Regions from separate parts of the Homo sapiens genome. Here region 1 is linked to region 2. The links are chromatin loops, found by intact Hi-C in ENCODE. Cell type or tissue: breast epithelium. All regions are shown on one strand. Each heading gives the region's core, and the rest is flanking DNA. Links, peaks and the distances in the headings are about the cores only.

Evidence for each region. A loop is a pair of places that touch in the nucleus more often than their neighbours do. Peaks named below come from ENCODE experiments on the same cell type or tissue, not always from the same donor. Only the 100,000 strongest peaks of a DNase experiment are listed, where the experiment ranks them.
Region 1: a loop joins it to region 2, with 7 times the contacts of the local background. A loop is called at or near these places in 83 of 110 quality-filtered maps.

Annotation. Positions count from the first base shown.
Region 1 is chr10:49,394,011-49,401,567 of GRCh38, forward strand. It overlaps DRGX (dorsal root ganglia homeobox), which reads right to left and starts at 2,079. Exons shown (of 7, transcript NM_001276451.2): 1 at 1,925-2,079; 2 at 1,397-1,511. The coding sequence starts at 1,430. RefSeq lists a silencer at 4,094-4,253. In breast epithelium, for the core only: no CTCF peak of the experiment used is centred there; a DNase peak (open chromatin) is centred at 4,109; H3K4me3 peaks cover 1,563 bases; H3K27me3 peaks cover 4,844 bases.
Region 2 is chr10:49,515,991-49,523,547 of GRCh38, forward strand. All of the region lies in intron 5 of ERCC6 (ERCC excision repair 6, chromatin remodeling factor), which reads right to left. PGBD3 (piggyBac transposable element derived 3) reads right to left here. Exons shown (of 2, transcript NM_170753.3): 2 at 1-1,131. The coding sequence starts at 1,124. Among named protein-coding and RNA genes, the nearest start is that of PGBD3, 4.5 kb to the right of the region's middle. In breast epithelium, for the core only: a CTCF peak has its summit at 3,193 (motif pointing left); no DNase peak of the experiment used is centred there.

The DNA.
Region 1 (7,557 bases), core at 1,430-6,429, 120 kb before region 2:
CCAGACCCCTGGTTCAGATGCACAGAGAAGGCACCCTTAACATACAGAAAGTCTCCCTCATCCCCTAGGGTACACTGTCAGGGGATGCACGTCTCCCACCCTTCCATAAAACCCACCCTGCATGGGAACTTGGGGATAAAATGTGAAATGCAGGCAAATGTGTGGCCTTCCCTTCCTAGGAATGCTGACAGAGCTAGCAGGGCTTAAACACTGGTCCTCATTAGCCTCCTTTAGAAAATCCTATTGGACTCTTAAGAGCTTTTATGAGAAAAACAAAAACAAACTTTCTGAGGCTCAGCCACTGCTCAGGGCAGCCTGCAGCAAGACTGACAAGCATCACCTGAAGTCTCAGGTCTCCTAGCGCCTCACAACATATACCCTGCCCCTTGTCTCCCACAACTACTTGGCTTCCCAAATTCTCCCACCACAATAATAAATCAAACGAGTAGGTTGCCAAATGCCAGTCCGACGGTTACAAAAGTCCCAATACCCCAGTGCTGAGACTGCTGCTCTGCAGAAGGCCCCATTAAAGCCCACAGTGTGGCATTGGCTCACCTGATGGCTACTAATTGGCCCCCTGATGTGAAGACCCCATCCTTGGATCCCTCGGGTCCTGAGCAGGGGCATGCTGAGGTCCCAACTGTCCCCTTCTCACCAACCCACGCCCCCACTAACAACTGGGTGCAGAAGCCAGACTGGGGATCCTGAGGGGAAATTTCTTCTCAGGCCTGGAGACACTCAAAGATGGAAATTCTGGCCTGGGGAGTGGGGAGTGGTCGACATTTAGGGTTAGTGAGTCACAGAGAAGGAGCCATGCTAGGTCAGTCCGGGCAGGTGGTGGGCAGGGCCACCTGGTTCCAGGGACGGCCAGGAGGCCGGGAAGGGAATTGAGCTGCCCAGAATCCAGGGCGGAAGAGGCCCCTGCAGTGTTCTCGCCAGCGGCCCCAGTGAGAGCAGCCCAGCGACGGGCCCTTGTAGGCTCGTGCAGCTCGTGATCTGGGCCAGGACGCGGCGGGTCCACTCGCCTTTGCTTTCTGGGATGTTTGCAGAAGCACCGTGAAAGATTGATGCGGCCCCCTGGGTTGCGGAGCCCCAATTAGAGGCGTGACACCAGCATCTGTGCTGGGAGGATTCGGCCGGTCCCCGCGGCACGCCTAGCCCGGGGCGTCCTGGCCCAGGCGGGGAGGGAGCTGGGAGGCAGGTGGCGACGGGGCGGGGAGCTGGAGCGGGCCTGGAGTGGGGTGTAGGGAGGGGTCCAGGGAGGCCCCTACTCACCGGCAGGCGGCTGCGCCCCCCGCAGGGCGGGGACCCAGCCACCCACCAGCCCTGCTGCCGCTCCGGCCCTTTCTGGCCGGCTCTGGCTTCATGGAGACCCTGGGGCGCAGCGCTTACTTACCCTCTAGCTGTGGCGGGCAGTGGAAATAAAACATCGCCGGCTGTCAGATCGGCTGGACGGCCGAGACCTGGGAGGGTGGCAGCAGAACGGACCCGCGCGCGTTGCTCCTGCCTGGCTGCAAAGCAAACAGCGATAGAGCTTCAAGTCTCCCTCTGCCAGCGCTCCCGCCCAGCCCTAGGGCGCACCCGGCGCTCCCCTCCTGGAAAGTCCCTCCCAACGCCCTCATCTCACTGCGGGGGACAGGAGGGAAGGCGGCAGCCCCGTCGCAAGCAGCAACCCCACAGGGCAGTCCTTCGGGTGTGTCCACCTCCCGGACGGCCGTGCCCTCACCCTGGCCCCAGCACCAAACCCCGCAGCGTAGTTTCTGGCTCTCTGGGGTCCCAGCCAGAAGCCCTGCACCCGGGCCACCGCAGCCAGGTCCGGCTAGCGCGCAAGGCCATCTGCGAGCTGCAGCTCAGGCCAGGAAGGCAGCCGAGCCCCAAGGCCCGGCGCTCGGGGCCCGGCGAGTGGGTCAGGAGCCGAGCATACCTCGGCGGGCGGCGGTCGAGGAGGTCGGAGCGTGACCGCCTCCGATCCGCAAGCCCTGCTCGGCTGGCGGCGGGCGGGGCTCGGCGCGGCTGGCGCCCGCAGGACCAAAGAAGTGACTCGGGAAGTGGCCAGATGTCTTGCTGTCTGTCTGCAGCGCGCGCCGCCGCTCAGCACTCGCCTTTATAATCTCACGCATAATTGGCCTTAATCTGATTATTTCCAGCGCTGTCTACAGCGAGTAACTTGGATAGGTCTATTGGGCCTTACAAATGGCCCACGTGGTGTTAAAAAAAAAATCCGTCATTTCTCAGCAAACATCAGGAATGCTTTTTCCTCTTTTAAAAGAGAACGATACAACCACCACCACCATCACCCCCAAAAACATACATTTTCCGAAAACACACTAGGCCCCACCCCCCACCTCATGTCCCCTCAGAGGCAAACCTTTCTCCGAGAGAGCCTGGTTTGGGCTGCCCTTATCAAAGGCCTGGTGACTCCCGGGCTGCAAATTGGCAAAGCGCTGCTAATTGTCGCCGCCGGATGGGTTTTGGGGGGACTCTTTGCACACGGCTTCCCTTTCCAAACGATCGTACAAAAGGAAAGTTTGATTTTGTTCTCAGCAAGGGGTCCCTGAATTTATGTTCGCTTCTCGATGCAAATGATATGCGGTGGGACCCTTTGCAATTACTTTTAAAATGCATCCGAGGCAGACACTCAACGGAGAGAGACCGCCCTTCTCTCTGCCTGGGTGAAAATTAAACTCTAAAGTACCGGGCTGAAATTTTCAAGTCAGGGGCGCGGGATTGGATCAAATCACATAAACTGCAAAAAAAGCAAGTCTAATGGCGCATAATTGGTTCTGTAATAGCATTACACCAGGATAATAGCCCGTTACGGCCCCCTGCACTATTAAGTGCTTCCCTGGCGGAAAGCCTTTATGATATTAAAGGGGGAATATAATGATATTTTGGTTATTAAATGCGTGTAATTAATTTATGCACCACTGAAAATAAAGTTGGTATTATGACCCACTCAAGATGCATCAGAAGATGCAAGTCAGACAACTGTTGATAAGTTCTGGTGTCTGTGCTCCGTCTAGACTGCTGATTTTATTTTGGGACGATGGCTTCTTGGACAGACTACATAAATTGAATATTTTATAAACATTCTAATGCTGCGTTAGGGAGCCTTGGCGAGGTGGTGGGTCGGGTCCCTGCACGGCCCGGGATACAGCCTTGATCTTAAAGACGCAGCGCTTTGGAAACAAAAGGCCTGGCAGGCCCGCCGCTGGACACCAGCGCTGGGCAAGGAGCATCGAGCTGCAGGACAGAGCGCTGGGTCCCGGCCGCCGTTGACGCCCCTCCGAAAACAGCCGGGAGGAAGACCAGTCCCGCTCCGGTCGAGGCAAGTCAGGATCTATTCCAGTGAAGCGGCCCTTCCTGGGCTCAGTCGCTCCAGAGCAGAGTCTGCTCTGCCTCGGGGAAAGAATCACAGGAAACTTCCGCTCGTTTCAGAGCGGAGAGAGCTCGGGGCGCCATTTCCGCCAGGGCCACCGACTCCGAGAGTCCAGGCAGCCGGCCCGGGAGGAGCGGCTAGCAGGTCCCGAAGGCGGGTGAGGTGGCAGGCAGGGGCCGGCAGGGCAGCCGAGGGCCTTTCCTACGTCATGCCAAGAGGGCTGGGAGCCCCTAGAGCTGATCCTCCCTTAGCCCAGGTCAAGAGACTGGCTCGCGCGCGCTGTCTCTCTCCCTGTCTCCCTCAGAGGGCCCCTGCTCTCTGGAGCTCTTGACAAGAGCCCGAGGCTCCTCTTGCCGCCTAGGTCTGCCGAAAGTCCCCTCGGGTTCCCTCCTGCCCTAGGCAGCAGTTCCCTGCCTGTGCGCTTTGGGAACCCGGTGGCCGTGAAGTGAGGTGCGGACAGCTTCTGGGCCGCCTCGGCCAAGATGCTCAGGCGCACCTGGGGGTGTGTGCGGGAACCCTCAGCGGCAGCAGCCCAGCCCGGGGTGCAGTGTTGGCCCCAGAAACCAATGAGGTCCAAACGCCAGTCTCAGTTCCCCATCCCTGACATCGACCGAGGCAAGTTCCTATTAAGGCCCAGAGATGACCCCGGGACGAGACAGGCTCATCCGGCGCGGATGAGACAGGCTCAGACCTGCGCGGTCTGAGGACGGCGCGCTCGCCGAGCAACCCGGCAGGTCAGAACCCTGGACAGCGGCGCCGGTTTCCGCACCCCCACCCACCCCCGGCTGCTGCGGAGAAAGAAGCCGTACCGGGGGCCCAGCCGGGGCCCCTCGCTGCTCAGGGGTGGGATCCGCCCGGCCGGACCCCAGGCGTCCGGGGACCGACCCCAATCCTCTCCCAGTCCAAACCTGCGAAAGTTACTCCGGACATGCGCTCAGCGCTGGCAACAGAGACAAAACTCCCTTCTCCGCAGTACCACGCGCCGCTCCTACCCGGCCGCTGCAGCCGGAAACCATCTCGCGGCCCCCGAGGAGAGTCCGGCCGCCTCACTGACTAGATAACCAGCCGAGCTCCCTCAACACACCCACCTCGCGGGGGCTCTAAGCCGGCTTGGGACCCTCGGCCTCGCCTCGCCCGGCGCTCCTCTCCCGGAGCCGCTAGGCTGGGCTCCTTCCCGTTGGCAAAACAGCGAGTAAACAAACAACCAAACAACCTTAGAAACGAAAGGCTGCACCAAACTTTGATGACGCCAGCCCCCTTTTTTTCCGAATGTCTCGACACCCGGGAGAAGGTGACTAATAGGTGTTCGCTACGGTCCCCCTCCCCCTAAAAAAGGGCGTTAGTAACGAAAAGGTTATTTTTCCTTAATTTTTGTGCGGTAAAATGTATTTTCCAATTAACCAAATTCGCCGATCTGTCTCGCTTGGACACTCTGATAATTTACAACCTAAAAGTGTACTTTCTTTATCTAAAGACCAAGGTGACTGCTTTTAATTTTCTCTAACCTCTTTACACTTGATGTTCACCAGACTCATAATGTTAATTGGCTTCATATACGGATCATCAGTTTAATGAAGAAATAAATCCTGTGTTGCTTTATGTTTTAACAGTGATTGCTTTAATGAGGAATGTGACGTGTTCCAAAATCAAAGCTGCAGGAGACATTAGAGGGGCTTCCACTAGGACAGAAATGCTTATTTAAAGTTAAAACCGCGGGGTCATATTTCAGCAGATTCACAGTCCTCCCCACCCCCTCCCCCGCTCCCCGCCCTCACCTAGCCTGCCTCCCGCCTCTGTAGGGAGACAATCCTGGGTCCTCAGTGCCCCTTCTCTCCGCATCTCATACCCGCAGCCACAGCATCTGCATTCCCGAGAATCATTTCCTGGTTGCTACATAGGGTGTGCTACTTTGCCTCCTGTCCCATAGGGAAGAGAGAAGCCAGCTCAGGGTGGGGAGTTCAACTTTCAAAGTTGTTCATGTTTTTAAAAATAAAATGGGAAGACAGTAACACGCCTGAAGACTGGCGTGCAGATGTTGTTACAGATGCAGCTCCCCCAGAGCCGCATGTCTTAGTGCTGAAAATTCGAGGCTTGGCTCCCAAAGGCTGACAGCTCCAGCTCAGGCCCAGTGAGTGGGCTGCTGACCCCCCAGGTTCTAGCCACTGCAACTGTCTGCAGGGATGCGCTAGGCTTCTGCCCAGGTGATGGAAGTTTTACATCTCTATATCAATTAATAGCAGAGTAAATCTGCTTTCTCTAATGGGTGTTTGATTTTTCTAATTTTAAGCTGGTTCTATGAAAGGAAAACTGTCATCTCAGAAACACTAAGAGCAGCAATAAAAAGCTGGAAATGCGAGCATCTATCTAAGCCCTCAATTGTTTTCAGTTGAATTATGAATCATTTTAAATTGATTCCTGAAAAGAATTCCAAATCCTTAGAAAATGTAGGGGTTTGAAGGCTCCGAGTTGGGTCTTAAATACCATACATAGTATTCATTTCTTACTGTTTGCCTTGTTTTAGGAAAATTGGGAAAATATTTGGAGACACCTCTGTCCTCATCTTTTGAGCCCAAATACAAAAATATGTGTTGGATTTGACATCTTAATTGTGCTCAGAAAGGATTTTCACAACCTCCCTTTTAAAACTTTCCTTAGCAGAAATGACTTCAGTACACATGGCTTAAACCCATAGCAAGAGGGTAAAGCAGGTAAAATACTTAAATTATCAGGGAGGAAAAAACCACACTGAATTCCTAATTATATGTTTTGGAAGGGCCCAGGTTTGATATTTTTACAAATGTTTTAAAGGCTCTCTAGCATAATCCCCGGTGGATATATCTCAGTGTGAATATGGCGTATTCTCTACTTGTCGGCAAATCTATCGTTATATTGTAGTTTTGGAAATTGCCAAAAAAGTTAGCTTAGCTAAGCTAAACATGAGAGAATATGTGAAGGACATAGCAGTTAATGGAAATTCCAGATTTCCCGGGGACTTAGGAACAGAAAATATATATACACAACAAGGGATAGATATGCATTTTATCATCCTGGAAATTCCCTATAATTCACTAGTTTTACTGCCATATAAAACATAGTAGCTGCTCAAATGCAAGCCAACTTCCAATAACTTCACCTGTTCTTGTCCAGTGACCACAGGACAAAGTATATTCCCATGTGGTTCCCAGGGATCTCAGAGCTCAGCTTCAACCTTTGGCCCTGTGTTTGCTGCAGAGCTTGGAGGGTTGCCCATGGCCTCCTAACTCTCACAAGGAAAGAGAGCACAGCCCAGGAGGAAGGCCCACCACCTGCAGAGTCTGTGCCCCTGCCTCCATTCAAGCAGGCTTCGGTCCTCAGGAGACCAGTGAGCTTGAGCAGGTCACTTACTCTCTCAGGACATCCCTCTCTCATTGTGTGACATGGGACAACAATGCCACATCAAGTGCTGGAGGGAGGATTAAAAGACAGTGCCAGCCGTGTGCGGTGGCTCACGGCTGTAATCCCAACACTTAGGGAGGCCGAGGCGGGCAGATCACAAGGTCAAGAGATCGAGACCATCCTGGCCAACATGGTGAAACCCTGTCTCTAATAAAAACACAAAAATTAGCTGGGCATGGTGGCACATGCCTCTAGTCCCAGCTACTCGGGAGGCTGAGGCAGGAGAATCACTTGAACCCAGGAGGCAGAGGTTGCAGTGAGCTGAGATTGCACCACTGCACTCCAGCCTGTCGACAGAGTGAGACTCCGTCTCAAAAAAAAAAAAAAAAAGACAGTGCTAAAAGACTTTTAGGACAGTTAAAACTATTTTAACAGTAGATATACGTCATTTGACGTTTGTCTAAACTCATAGAATGTACAACACCAAGATGAACCCTAATGTAAATGGTGGCCTCTGATGACATGTCAATGCAGGTATACCTACTGTAACAAACGTGCCACTCTGGTGCTAATGTTAACAGTTGGGGAGGCTGGGGGGTGGATATATGGGAACTCGCTGCACTTCCTGCTCAATTCTGCAGTGCATAGAAAACTCCTCTACAAAATAAAGTCTATTTTAAAAGTTAAAAAATTTTAAAGAGGGTGCTGAACACAATGCCCAGCACATAGCAACTGCCCTGTGAACATCAGCTGCAACTGTGGCATTATCATTATCATTATTATTGTCTTGCTGCTAGGGCCAC
Region 2 (7,557 bases), core at 1,185-6,184:
ACTGTACCTGTTGCCTGATGTCCCATTGAACTGAGCTTATCAAGAAGTGCAATACTGGTGAAAAAGTTATTGAATACAAAATGGTATTGTCCAGGGTGTGCCTCTGTAAGTGCCTCACTAAACTGAAGGACAAGTGACGCACCGACACCATATTCCTCATGTTTAGTATTTGGGTTTTTACCCTGATACGGCTGAAACCAGCAAATGTAGCCCAGACAGGTGGCACCACACCAAAACTTATAGCCAAACCGAATGGGCTTTCCCCGAATAAATTGTTTGCACCCGTGACGACCAAAATAAGGAACCATGAATTCATCAAAGCTGAAATATGTTTCATTTGGAACAAATTTCATGCATCTCTCATTAAGTTTGCTTATGAGAGGTCGCAATTTGGAAAATTTGTCCACTGGATCCAAATTTGCATTGTCAGCAACATGCAAATTAGAAAATATAGTTTCAAACCGGTCACGTCTCATGGCAGCACTAACCAGTACATTATGCACATCTGTTCTTTGTTCCCAAAACATACGCCTTCTAGGAACTGAGACATAACCACTCAGAAAAATAATTCCCAGAAAACATTTGAATTCAGAGCTAGTCAAGCCAAGATGTACACCTTTACTGCAAGCATATAAGTTGGAGTACTTGACAATGAGTTCAATGACCTCGTCATCAAGAAAAAGTTCAAGAATTTCTGTGGGAGTTCTCATTACGGTGAAGAAATCGTTTGGTGGTGCTGTAACTCTACCTGCTACGGGTTGTACAGTTAGGTCGGCTTTTTTCCATTTGCAAAGAATTTTTGTCATTTTCCTCCTCCTTGATGGTGGAGGTTGCTGCACAGTAAACGTAGATGGAACTTCATCAGGAGAGTCATCTTTAGGTGCGTATGAGGGATCATCTGAGTCAGACTCAGCATCAGAGCCATCTTGAATAAGATACGCAGCTGTGTGCAACAAAGAACCTGGCAGATTATTTATTGTTCCACCTTCTTCATCTCCTGATTCCTCATCAGAAACAGGTGCTGTAGCATTTTCAGGTGGTTGTATCACTATAGCACTTGCTTCTATGCTGTCATCTGTCTCTAAAAGGTCAGTTATTTCATGTAAACTTAGTGTTCGAGGCATCTTGGGACTAAAACGGAAAAAAGGTATTATTAGTCCTAGTGGTAGTGGTTTTGCCTAGTGTTCCAAAAATGGAACATGAAAAATGTCAAACCCATAACTAATGCAATAATAATACTTTCTGTATTTTCTTTTTACCGCACAATAGCATAACTAGTAGAGAAGTTATTTCTTAAAAATTACTAGTATAGGATGTAGTGCAGTAAAGTTATATGTACCTGTCTTTGGATACTCAAAAATGTTTCTGAAAACTCACATCACTTTTTGACAAGCTCCCAGCATGCCAGTATCTGTAGCAGTAACTAACTCTGTGCACCAAGTGATAACATGTACCCTCAGGAGGCAGACATGTGTGAAAAATCAGACCTTGGCAATGACCTTGAGCAGTAGGGCATGAATAACTCCCACATGCTTAGCGTTCCAATAATGGAACACTAGGCATAAATAGGTTTTAAAAGTGTAACTTTTTCTTTCAACTTATAGATTCCTAAAAGAAAATGAACACAGTCTTCTTTCTTTTTTTTTTTTCTCTCAGGCTCCAGTGATCCACCCACCTCAGCCTCCTGGGTAGCTGGGACTACAGGCGCACATCACCACACCCAGCTAACTTTTTCTATTTTTGGGGTTTCACCATGTTGCCCAGGCTGGTCTCGAACTCTTGAGCTCAAGCAATCCTCCTGCCTTGGCCTCCTAAAGTGCTGGGATTACAGGTATGAGCCATTGTGCCCGGCCAGGCTTATTTCTTGAGAAAAATGAACTCTCAGAGATGTTAAGAACATTCTTAAAATAATTGTATTTAGGTTTCTGGATAAAATCTCAAACTTTTACTAAATTCAGATTTTGGGAGAGTTTTGTTTTTTCTCTTTAATTTGGGCTTTAAAAAAAAGGCACAATCAAATCAACCTCCACATTGTGAGTTGGCCTTTGCCGAAGCACAGCCTAAAATTGCTAAATCCTCATCGGGTGCAAACCAGGATCCAACTGAAGGACAGACAGGACAATCCCAGTGCAAACAGGTGCTAGACAGAAGGGAGAAGTTCCCAGAAGACAATAAAATGGAGACAGGCTGTGAGGTTGGTGGTTCTCAGGGCACTGCCTTTAGAAGCATTTCAGGATAGGAATGGGACATTGGGTTGGAGTTGGCCCCCATCAAGTGGAGGGAGAAACCAGGCACTGAAACAATGCTTGTCCGAGTCTGCTGCAGCAAACCAAGCTGCGAGATCACTCTCATGTGTCCCACACCACCTTCAGACCCCTTCTCCTTCTCCAAGCCCTTCCACTGACTGCTGCCTTGAGCAAATGACTTCATCTCTCTGGGCTCAAAGTCCTATCTCCTGGGTGGCTGTAAGGATTAAACGAATTAACCTATATAACAAGAAGAACCACAAGAACCACTAAGTCGTACGCATTCAAACATGTCAGCCATCATTGTTCTTGTGCACCACTCCCGCCCCTGCCCCCACCTCCACTTGATGCCACCTTTGCTCAGGCCCTAAAGGCTGCAACGTTCCAAATCCACAAGACTCTCTTCATAACAGTCATTCTACTTGGCTTGACCCCTAGCATCTGAAATGCTGACAGCTCCCTCCTCAGAACAGTGGATGTGCACAACCCAACCCTCCCAAGCCAGGGTTCAATGGGGCCCTGGCCACAGAGGCCCAGTGCTCAGGGGAAGGACAATGAAGAGTATTATCTTCGCAGGAGATTATGTCTCACAGACTATTAGAAGACATTCTGTAAGACTTACACAATGAATGGAATCTTTATCACCCCTTTACATCTCAGAGTTACTCATGTAAAAAAGGTAAAAAATAGGGCACAAGAAAAACCTTTAGGATCAAAAATTTATTAAAAACCAATTATATCAACAGGCATCAAGTCTACAGATTCAGGTTACACCAGACCATGAAGTAAATTCTGTCCCCATCCACACCATACTTGCCAGGTCTTCTAGACTCCTGAGCCATCTCCCTATATCCTCATCCAAATTCCCAGATTACAGGCTTAGGTTTTTGGTTTGGTTTTCAGTCCAATGGAGGTGGGGGCAGCTATGTGTTGATTTTTGGCACCACCCTGTGGTCATACCTAAATATTGCACCTTCTACTCAATCCCACAAAGGGAAGGAAACATGTATGTAGAGGGCCCAGCCGACTTCAAATCTCAGCTCTACTTCACAGTAAAACTGTGGGCAAGCCAATTAACTGGAGGGGCCGTGATTATAACCATGTAAAGATGTGTATTCACAGAACCAAAGACTGGAATGACATGTAGAAAATAAAAACATAAAAGAGGTCATTTTTTCATCTTAATATTGTTGTCATACTTTTACAATAAAAATAGGGACTCATCAGAAGTGCTGAAAGGTGGCGAGGGAGCCTTCAAACCATGCAGAGGAACCAACTCAAATCCACTTCAGGCTATGCATTTAGCAGCTTAGCCCAATGCACCAGGTCATCTGAGGAGACTCAGGCACCGCCTACTGAAGAGTCCGTTTCTGAACTCCCCACTATGTTTCCCTGATCGGGGTGGGCATGGGTCGGGGATTTATCCCAGAGGCAATTATTTGCTGAGTGTGGGCCATAGTAAAGAAAAAAGCATTACATTCTCAAGCCTCAACATCCTTACCAACAATGCTTCCCAACTGCCTCAAAGCTCTCCTAAATGAGAACATAGTTCTTTCTGAGCAAGGTCCTGTGGACCATGAAGAATGTCACCAAGCTCCCCTCAGAGTCAGCGGGAGCTCAGCCAAAGCACAAGTGCAGTGCCCAGCTCCTCCCACTCTGCACCTGCTGCCTCAGACTCCCCACGCTGAGCCCAGGCCCCTACCCTCTGAAGGTGTTTCCCATGTGATTCTGACACACACACCCCACAAGAACCAGATGATCTATGACATACAGCATTTAGCTAAGGCTCCCTGCCAGGCCCTCCCCTGTGTACATACAACTGTGCAGGGCACATAAAAGAGGATTTTTGAGAAACTGATATACAAACTGCATCAGCCAAAAGCTGCAGCCCCAAAAAAGAGAAATACATAAGACTGACTTATTTCCATCCCTAGCTCCCAAACCTGACAGTGATCAGAGCCATCTGGGAACATTTTTTAAAAGTCCTGCCCGGTGACCCCACGCTACACTTCCTAAGTCAGCGTCTCCAGTGTTAGGGGCTCCCAGTGACACTGCATAATCAGTCTGTGGGTGGGGAAGCTTTGCTCTCGTCTGTGCTCGTTGCCCTCACTGTAGTCTGCGAGGGCAGCAACTTAAATAGTAACTGCCGATACATGAAAATAGAGTAAGAACTTGGGGGAATGAGTTTAAGTCAAATGATAAACACTAACCCTAGTCCTGCCAGCAAGAAGAGACAAAAACATATCTGGAAATGCATTTTCTCACTCAGGATGCAACCCATCTATGCCCTGCAGCCTGACCAAGCAGTGCTGACCACTGCTGGACAAAGAGGCAGGAGTCAGTGACATCTGTTTTATTATGTCAAGGCTGGCAAATACCTAGCATGAATGTTGCTAGTTCCCCACTGTGCCTATGATAGACATCACTAAGGAACTGCACACTCTTCCCAATCCACCCAAACAGGGCCTCGGAGCCCCCTGAATAGACTACCACTCCCCAGAAATCAGAGCTGGCTGGAAAGTGAAGCCCACCTGCCCTCCCTGTCCTCAGCCTCTCTGCACATTGTGGCATCACACCAACCTCCAAGGCAATCCAAATGAGAACCCTGAGGAAATAATGTGCCTCCAAAGCAAAGCAAATTCCTTCCCTTCTCAATGATGCACCTGGAGTTTAGGGGCAAATGCGTAACATTGTTAATTTGGATAAGGGTCATATTAATATATCTGAGCCACCCAACAAGACAAGGCCCTGCACTGGATGAACTTCCCCAACAGTCTCTCCCAAATGCCTCAGTCTGAATTCATTATTCCCTTCACACTTGGTTAGGTCCTATTTGTGCCCAAGTCTATTAACAGACTGCAAATTTTTTGCCAGAAACCCTTGAAGCCAGTCCAAGGATGCAGACATGCATTGTTGACATGAAAGCAAAGATAAAGCTATGGAGGCTTACCTCGAATATGGCAACTGGGAAGTGAATCAATAACATGGAGGTAACAAGGACTGGGGACAAGCGACCTGATCTTTATCACCCTGAAGGGGAAAGGTTCACATGAAATGTTTGGTCTTCTGGGCCACACAGGGCTGTCTTGGCTGCACAGCCTGTACTAGGTAAGCAGCATGTAGGTGCTCACCGGGAACCCACATCACTCAAACACTGAAGGTGTGTTAGTCCTAATCTTTATTTGGCACCCGGAGCTCCCAGGCCCACAATGTGCAAAGCAGTAGTATATTTTAAGAAAGCACTAGACCTCACAACCAACAGCCATAAGCAAATGGAAACCGTGGTAGCACAAAGTAAAATGAAAAAATAATGTATGTTTTACAAGACCTGTATACCACTGACCATAGAACCGACAGAACATTTACTTCTAAGCAGTGGCTCATCCATCCTGTATGACATGAAAGGGTATGAAAACCAGGGAACCCACTGAGGAGTCAGCCTCCAGATACAGTTCAGTGCAGAGGAGGAGGCAGGAGAAACACATGAGAAGGGGGAATACACGGTTTGAAAAATGGTTAAAACTTCAAAGACTGAGCTGAGGGCTTGAGCCAAATGAAGGAAAGCAGGATCCAAAGGGCGACTGCCCAGTTCCATTAAAAAAGCTATGGAAAGGGCTTGACGGAAAATTCCTAGTAAGTATCAGCTAAAACAAAGGCACCTAGTTAGGGTGAACCTAGTGCCAGTGAAAGGCCGATGGCTCTCAAGCTGAGAGAATAAAGAGGATGAGATATCCAGAAGTCACCCACTCTCACTTCCTAGAGTTGAAAAGAGCATTATAATTAACAGGCTATACCCTCAGTAAAAGGTGTTAAGTTCAGCAAAGGGTGCCTACCCTGGGAACTACTCCTAAATTCTAACCACTAAAAAAAAACTAATTTTCTATGTTGTAAACTCTATGACTTTATTCTAATCATCCATCGTCAAACCACTGCTAAGACAAGCAACCCTAAAGGTCTTTCTGTTTCTCAAGGGAATAGCATTACCATTTCAATTAGTCTACAAAGATCAGCAATGAGTAACAAAATATAGAGAGACTGGCAGTTCTAATATGCTTCTCAATCCTGAGCATTTTATTTTCTTTCATCCCCCAAACCAAACAGCACCAAAGGAGATGTAATAACAAATATTTCAATGTGGATATCTGCAGTTTAACAGCCTTAATAACTGTAGCTATAAAATGTTAAGAGCTATCGTATTTTGGTGGCAATTAAGAGTTATTGATATTTCTGAAATTCATTTGAGATTTCACTGTAGCTTTAGCAAAATATTGGCTCTGGAAATAATAAATTGTTTTACAATCTTAACATTATTAAGAAAAACTTATTGCCATCAAATTAACTAAACCCACATTTAAAATTCAATCAAAATAAATTGCTCTTGATCAAAATACTGATATATTTTAAACATATTTAATATTGACCCAATTTAATTGGAAAAATATATATTGCTCCATTTATAATCAATATGTTGAGATTAACACTTTTATTAATTCCTTGCAGTAGTTAAGAAAAAGTCTGACACCGCTCACTGTTCAAGAGTACTGGGCAACATTCCTCAAACAACTTCACAGGTAATAAACGTGCACAGAAACGAAAGCTGTGCTGAGGGATGACAAATATAAGCCAGCCCTCATCTGTGCATTACTACATAAGGTGCTACTAGAATGTGAGTGCCGCAACTCTAAAGAACAGGATTTAAGTCACAGGTCCTCAAATTACTGTTTAAAAGAATTGACACATCTATTTCGGAAAGGTTATGGAATGTCTGTAGTGTCTGGACGGGGGTTAATGAGCAGTTCTAAGTAACAAGAAAAAACACCAGGTCAACCTTCACTCACAAAGGCCAATAAATACAACAAACTAGGTCTCTTCACCTTGAGAAATAAGAAAAAACTGTTGAGGATTGGGAAAAAGCCATCCCACTATCAAGTATTTTAAAAGTAATAAGGTTCCTTTTTCCCTTTGACTTCCTTAGAGCTAAGTGAGCTCTAAGTCAAGGAGACTTGAAATGCGCGGCAGTAGCACAGTGTTCAGTGGGCCACCATGGGGAGGCCTGCAATACAGATTATTTTTCCTGGCTCTCAGAAAACGTGTGGCAATATGCAATTCAGACTTCATGTTTCACATGTTCACCTTCCCTTTTATGGTGCTTGCTTTATACAATGACAATGTCATGGAGCTAAAAGCCAAAGTCAGTCTCTAACATAAAAAACAACAGTGAAAAGAAAGGTATGCTGTGCATACAAAGTACACTTTTTGCATGATGGTGGCTTATAATTATGCAGATGACTATTTTCTCAAGACAAAGGAA